Regions from separate parts of the Mus musculus genome. Here region 2 is linked to region 1. A link is a contact called in ENCODE Hi-C or POLR2A ChIA-PET data. All regions are on one chromosome and are shown on one strand. Each heading gives the region's core, a stretch centred on a gene start or an enhancer-like site at or near the end of the contact. The rest is flanking DNA. Distances are from core to core; before and after follow the strand shown.

Region 1 (2,841 bases), core at 309-2,808:
TGTGGCATCTTCCAGCTCACGCTGCAGCTTCCGGCGTGAGGCATTGGCCCGCTGGGCCTCCTCTTCAGCCTCCTCTAGCTGCCGTTTAAGCTGCTTCAGGCGGGTGGACGCCTTGTCAGCCTGCAGAAACAGGTGGCCAGGGACGCTGGTGAGACACTGAGTGCAGCCCAAGGCTCTACTGAGCACAGACAGAACCCAGGCCCTGCAGAGCACAGACCTGGTCCTTGAACTGTTCCGCGTTCCTCCGCTCGTCCTCCACCTGCAGCAGCACGTCCTTCAGCTTCTTCTCCGTCCGGCGCACCTGCTTGGAGGCTGCCTGGCGCTCCCTGGGTAGGAGAGAAATGCTGACTGAAAGGGGGCACCCTCCACCAGATAGCTCAGCCAGCAAGATGGCAACCGGAGCTTCCGCTTCCTGGGGCCCCTGGAGGCTAAGCTAAGGTGCTAGTCTTTCCTGGACACTCAGTAGCTGCTGTCTCAGGCTGACACCTGGGCTGACCCATGAGGTCAGTGGCGAAGCTCGTCTACGGAGAAACTGAGGCTTGGGGCGCAGGATGATCGCATTACCTCCAAGTCTCAGTTTTGCTGAACCAAATCTCAGTCTCTCGCTAGAAACAAACAGCCCACAGAGCCCTGGTTCTGGAAGTGGCCTATGCGTTTCCATCCAAACCCACGTACTTCTCAGAGCAAGTGAGAATGGCTGTGGGGCCTGGAGACAGAACTGGTTCCTGACCCAACCTGAGGTGACCTAGTGCCAACACTGTGTCCTCAGTCTGGGTAGGGCACCTACTTGGTCTCGTTGTCCAGCTGTTCCTCCAGCTGTGCAATTTTGGCCTCCAAGGCCGCGATGGAGGCCTTGTATTTGGACTTGACAGCACTCTCCATTTCCTGCAGCTTGGCCTTGAGCTCCTTGTTCTGGCGTTCCAGCTGCTGTCGCGCATTCTCATTCTTCTGTGCGTGGCTGCGTTCCAGGTTCAGGTCGGTGTTTATTTGGTCGATCTGTAGGAAGGGAGTACGGTACCTCAAGGAAGGTTGGTTCCCAGCTGCAGGGCTATGCAGGACCCTCTCCTCCTCACACACCAGGACCAACAAGCACCCCAGCTCTCTTGGGAAGGGATCTGTCCACGACTAGGCCCCAGAAACTTCCTGGAACCTAGTCTCAGAGGCGCAAGCCTTCACAGGATCAGAAGCAATCAGAGAGCATCCTACTTCTGCCCGCCACGGCCTGCTTCACCACGAGGAGCTCAGACAGAGTCTGGAGCCCAGTGTGCAAGGCCTGCTATGGTGCTGGCACTCACCTGCAGGTTGGCCTTCTTCAGCCGATCGTTGATCAGCTCCGTGTTGCCCTGTTCCTCCTCCAGCTCCTCCTCCAGCTGGGCAATGCGGGCCTCCAGTCGCCGCTTCTCCTCTAATGCTAGGGCCCTGGGGAGGACCGGGAGAAGTGAGTGCTCGTACAACTGAGGAGGTTCTCCCAACACCCTGTGCTTCCTCCCTCTGGCTCACCCTTTGCCACTGCTGTTGGCGATCTCATCAGCCAGCTCGTCCCGTTCCTGTTGGGCCTGACGCTTAGCACGCTCAGCAGCTGCCAGTTCCTGTCACATGGACGCCAAAACATGACCCACTGGGACCAACACAGTCTTCACTGCCAGCAGCCCACACATCCTCTCTGTGTCCTTAGCACATTCCTCCATAAAGCCCTTTCCCAGGAACCCCTCTAGCTCCTAGGGTTAAGTCCACCCTGGGGGCATAGTTTAGGCATGTGTTTATAAAGCCCCTATGTCTAAGAACCTGGAGTTAAGCCAGGAGCCAGGGCTATAAACAGGAAACACCCAGGCCTAACAGGGAGGACTGTGGACAGAGCTGCAATGCTGGTCTCTCTGCATATGGTCCTACCAGATTTTTTTTTTTTTTTTCTTTTTCCGAGACATGGTTTCTCTGTGTAGCCCTGGCTGTCCTGGAACTCACTTTGACCAGGATGGCCTCGAACTCAGAAATCCGCCTGCCTCTGCCTCCCAAGTGCTGGGATTAAAGGCGTGCGCCACCACGCCCGGCCAGTCCTACCAGATAATGGGGGCTGCAGATGGGCTGTGGAAGCCTTCAGATCACTATACACAATGGTGATAATGGAGGTGATCACCCCAGACCCAGCAGAAGAGAGGAGCCATGCTAGAGCAGAGGGTCCAACTGAGCACTTCATAAACCAGTGATGGATGGCCCTTTGTGGGAAGTCCACCAGACTTGGAAACACCACCCCACCTCTTCCCACTACGTGCCTTATGTGTAACTAAAACAGCAGCCCAGGGGCACTCAGGCCCCTCGTTGCCCTGTGTAATTGATAAACTCATAATCAACACAGCGTTGGTTCATGAAATGAACTGTGGACTCAAGGGTCACATATTCATTTAACAGGCAGGGTCTGTTGCCATGTTGGGGGCTGCATCTCACCCTCTTCCCTATTACAGACATGCACATACATGAACATACACACCACACCTTGGCAAGGTGTGCAGCTGAAGGATAAAGCTCTAGAGGGACCCCGTTAACTCCCTTTAGGAGGCTGCTCAGTTTCTTTCTGCCATTCCTCCCTGCTGACTCCTACTCCTGAGCCCACAGCTGGCCCACCTCCTACAGCTGCTGCCCTGAGCCCACAACTGGCCCACCTCCTGCAGCTGCTGCCCTGAGCCCACAGCTGGCCCACCTCCTGCAGCTGAATCATCTCGGCCTCCATGCTCTTCAGCTTCTTCTCATTCTCCTTGGCCTGCGCCAGGATCTCCTCCCGGGAGGCGCGCGTGTCGTCCAGCTCCCGCATGCAGTCCTTCATCTGGGCCTGTGTGAAGGAGAGGT
Region 2 (2,700 bases), core at 93-2,592, 34 kb after region 1:
AACACCACCACTACACGCACGCGCACACACACGCACACGCGCACACACATGCACGCGCACACACACGCGGGTGCGCATGCACACACATACACACACCCACACGTACGCGCGCACACACACATACACACATGGGTACACTCGCACACGCACACTCGTGCACACACACATACACACACATGCGTACACTCACGCACGCACATGCACACACACACACACTCCCTCCCTCTCCCTCTCACAAACACTTACGTGCACAGGATGGACTGATCTTCCCGGTCTGCAACAAAGAGGACACCAGGTTACCTTGGATAAGAAGGAAAACACCTCTCCCTTCCCATCCCAAGAGTTGCCAAGATAAGGAACAAAAGACTTAAATGCTTCTCTGAAAGGACCCTCCCAGGCCTCCAACCTGGGCTGACTGTGGACAGCCTCAGATGAGGGACACCTACAATGGCAGAGCCCCAGGCAGCTGCCTGCCCCCAGCTCTGGCTGCACACCCCTGCCCTGCCCACTCCATCCCGTGAATATCAGGAAAAAATGTCCATGGCAGGCACCTGCAACACTGACCACATTTACGCAAGGAATACTGTTTAAGGGGCCAGAAATCAGAGCAGGCAGCATGGCAGGCCTAGCTTGCAATGGGACAGTCCCAGTGTGGGCCACTGCCTCGCAGAGTCTAAGACCAGAGATGGTGGCCTTCTCTGAGCCCCATGCACTTCTCTGTGTTGTGAGGCAGCACGTGTAAAGGGACACATGTGAATCCACATACATGGTGCTTGGCTCATGTAAGGCACGGTGATGACAGGACAGAGGGAGCCACGGAGGAATGGCAGCTTCCGGCATGCACCTGGGACAGCCTGCTCTCTGCACCAGTGGCGGGGACTTCCAACAGCCACCCTAGCTTCACAAATCCAGCAAGAAGAAATAGGAATGTTCTCCTTTGCATGGAGGGACAACCACAGTTCCCTGCACTCTGAAAGCTAAGCTAAGATGGTCAAGCTCCAGGAAATACGCCAACCTCAAACCGTACAGTTAATTAAAGCAGTTGGACCCAGCCCCCGGCAGTTTGGCAACATCAGAACCGCAGTGAGGTACCTGATGGTGACGCTTCACAGCACAGCATACACTGGCTATCCACCCTACTTCATGATTATTTTGATAAATATAACACACAAAACAAACCTGGTGCTGACCCTGTGAGTACAGTAAACTAGGAGGCCACTGTCATCTCGATGACAGAGCAGCCGTGACCCAAGGAGGAGATGAGGGAGCAGGAGAACCGGTCAGGGGCACTGGTGGCCACTGGCCATCATGCTGGCACTCCTGCTCTCTCACAGGCTCAGGACCCCATGTGACAAGGGTGAATGACTCATAGCTTTCTGTGTGCATGGCCTTGGGACATAGACTTAGTCGTCCAATGGCAGACTGACCGGGCAGATCACCCGCCCTCCTGTAGGTGAGCTTTCTAGCCGGCCCAATCTCAGCAGCACACAGTGCTGAGGACACACAGCCATCCCTATTCTATCAGGACTCATGCAGGAAGCAGGAACAGGAAGCCTTACTTCCCACACAGGCAGCAGCTGCCTCTGCCCCCAGCTGCAGCCTTCATTCTAATCTCCCAAGAAATAGCCACCAAGCCAGGCACTTGGGAGCCGCAGCAGAACCATTTGCTGTGGACTAAGGCCAGGCAGGGTGAACCATAAAGCTGACAAACCAAAACCAAAAAAAAAAACAAGAAAAAAGGAAACCATCTTGGAATGGGAGCCCCATCATCCCACTCACACCAATACCACCCCACCTCCCTGAGAACTACTCAGACAGAAGTCGAGAAGGGGGCACTCAACCTTCCTTCCCCTCACCCTGTCCCCCCACTCCCCAAAATGCATTCTTCAAGGCTGCCAGACAAGGACTGAGCCAGAGTGGAGCAGAGCCTGGGTGAGATGGCAGGAGGGGCTGGGGCCAGGCTAGAGGAGAGCTGGTTCCACCCCTTCTTCCCCAACAGCAGTGTGGCCCGCGAAGCTGAAGCAAGCATCTCTGTCATCCCAGGCCCTGCCCTCCCCCAGCAGCTCCCTGTGGTCGGCCCCAGCTGTGGCTGCAGGCGGGCATGTTTAGTCACCGCTCCGGAGCAGGCAAGAATGTACCTGCCTGTGCTGGCGAGGCACGAGCAGAAAGTGCCTGGTGCTACCATAAAAGGAAACATTCTCCATTCCTTTCAGAAGGCACTGTTTCCCAGGGCTGTCCAGGCCCAGGCCCTGGATGACTGGAATTCCTTTACGTGAGGAGGAGTCAGAGAATTATTCACTACTGAACAGGAAGCAGGGTAGCCAACCCACACGGACACACATGCACAAAAGCAGAGACATGTAGGCAGACGCACAGAGTGTGTGCCCTGGTGCACAAGAATATGTGCACAGACATCAAGCAGGAACTCAGTGCACAAAGCAGCACCTACACAGACTCCTGTGTGTAAATAGATCCACAGCATGCTATATACTTATGTACACACACATACAGGCCTGCATGTGCTCCAAAAGCTTAAAGCTCGGAGCCAGACTCATGAGACCTCTGCCTACCTAGGACCCTTAGCTCTGCCCCTTGACCTGACCTCTCCGCTGCCATTGCAGCCCAAACACAGGCTCGGAGGAATCCCAACCTGCTTCCTCAGACCCTGCTGAGCCACTGCTTTCAGAGATGCCCTACCAA

The links. A loop is a pair of places that touch in the nucleus more often than their neighbours do. ChIA-PET counts read pairs that join two places held with the same protein, here RNA polymerase II (POLR2A).
Region 2: a map of adrenal gland shows a loop between it and region 1 (2.6-fold over the local background). The contact joins two enhancer-like sites. A Hi-C loop is called at or near these places in 1 of 37 maps with a recorded cell type or tissue (adrenal gland). POLR2A ChIA-PET finds 5 or more read pairs at or near these places in 4 of 5 experiments (Patski and embryonic stem cell).

What each region holds. Positions count from the first base shown.
Region 1 is chr15:77,763,005-77,765,845 of GRCm38, forward strand. It overlaps Myh9 (myosin, heavy polypeptide 9, non-muscle), which reads right to left. Exons shown (of 41, transcript NM_022410.3): 35 at 2,696-2,824; 36 at 1,501-1,589; 37 at 1,296-1,419; 38 at 788-996; 39 at 218-326; 40 at 1-120. Among named protein-coding and RNA genes, the nearest start is that of Apol8, 9.2 kb to the left of the region's middle. Within about 2 kb of position 1,559, at least 1 of the 3 ENCODE cell types and tissues checked has a DNase peak (open chromatin) inside an H3K27ac peak, as active enhancers do.
Region 2 is chr15:77,796,755-77,799,454 of GRCm38, forward strand. It overlaps Myh9 (myosin, heavy polypeptide 9, non-muscle), which reads right to left. Exons shown (of 41, transcript NM_022410.3): 4 at 247-274. Among named protein-coding and RNA genes, the nearest start is that of Apol8, 43 kb to the left of the region's middle. RefSeq lists an enhancer at 1,006-2,700. Within about 2 kb of position 1,343, at least 3 of the 3 ENCODE cell types and tissues checked have a DNase peak (open chromatin) inside an H3K27ac peak, as active enhancers do.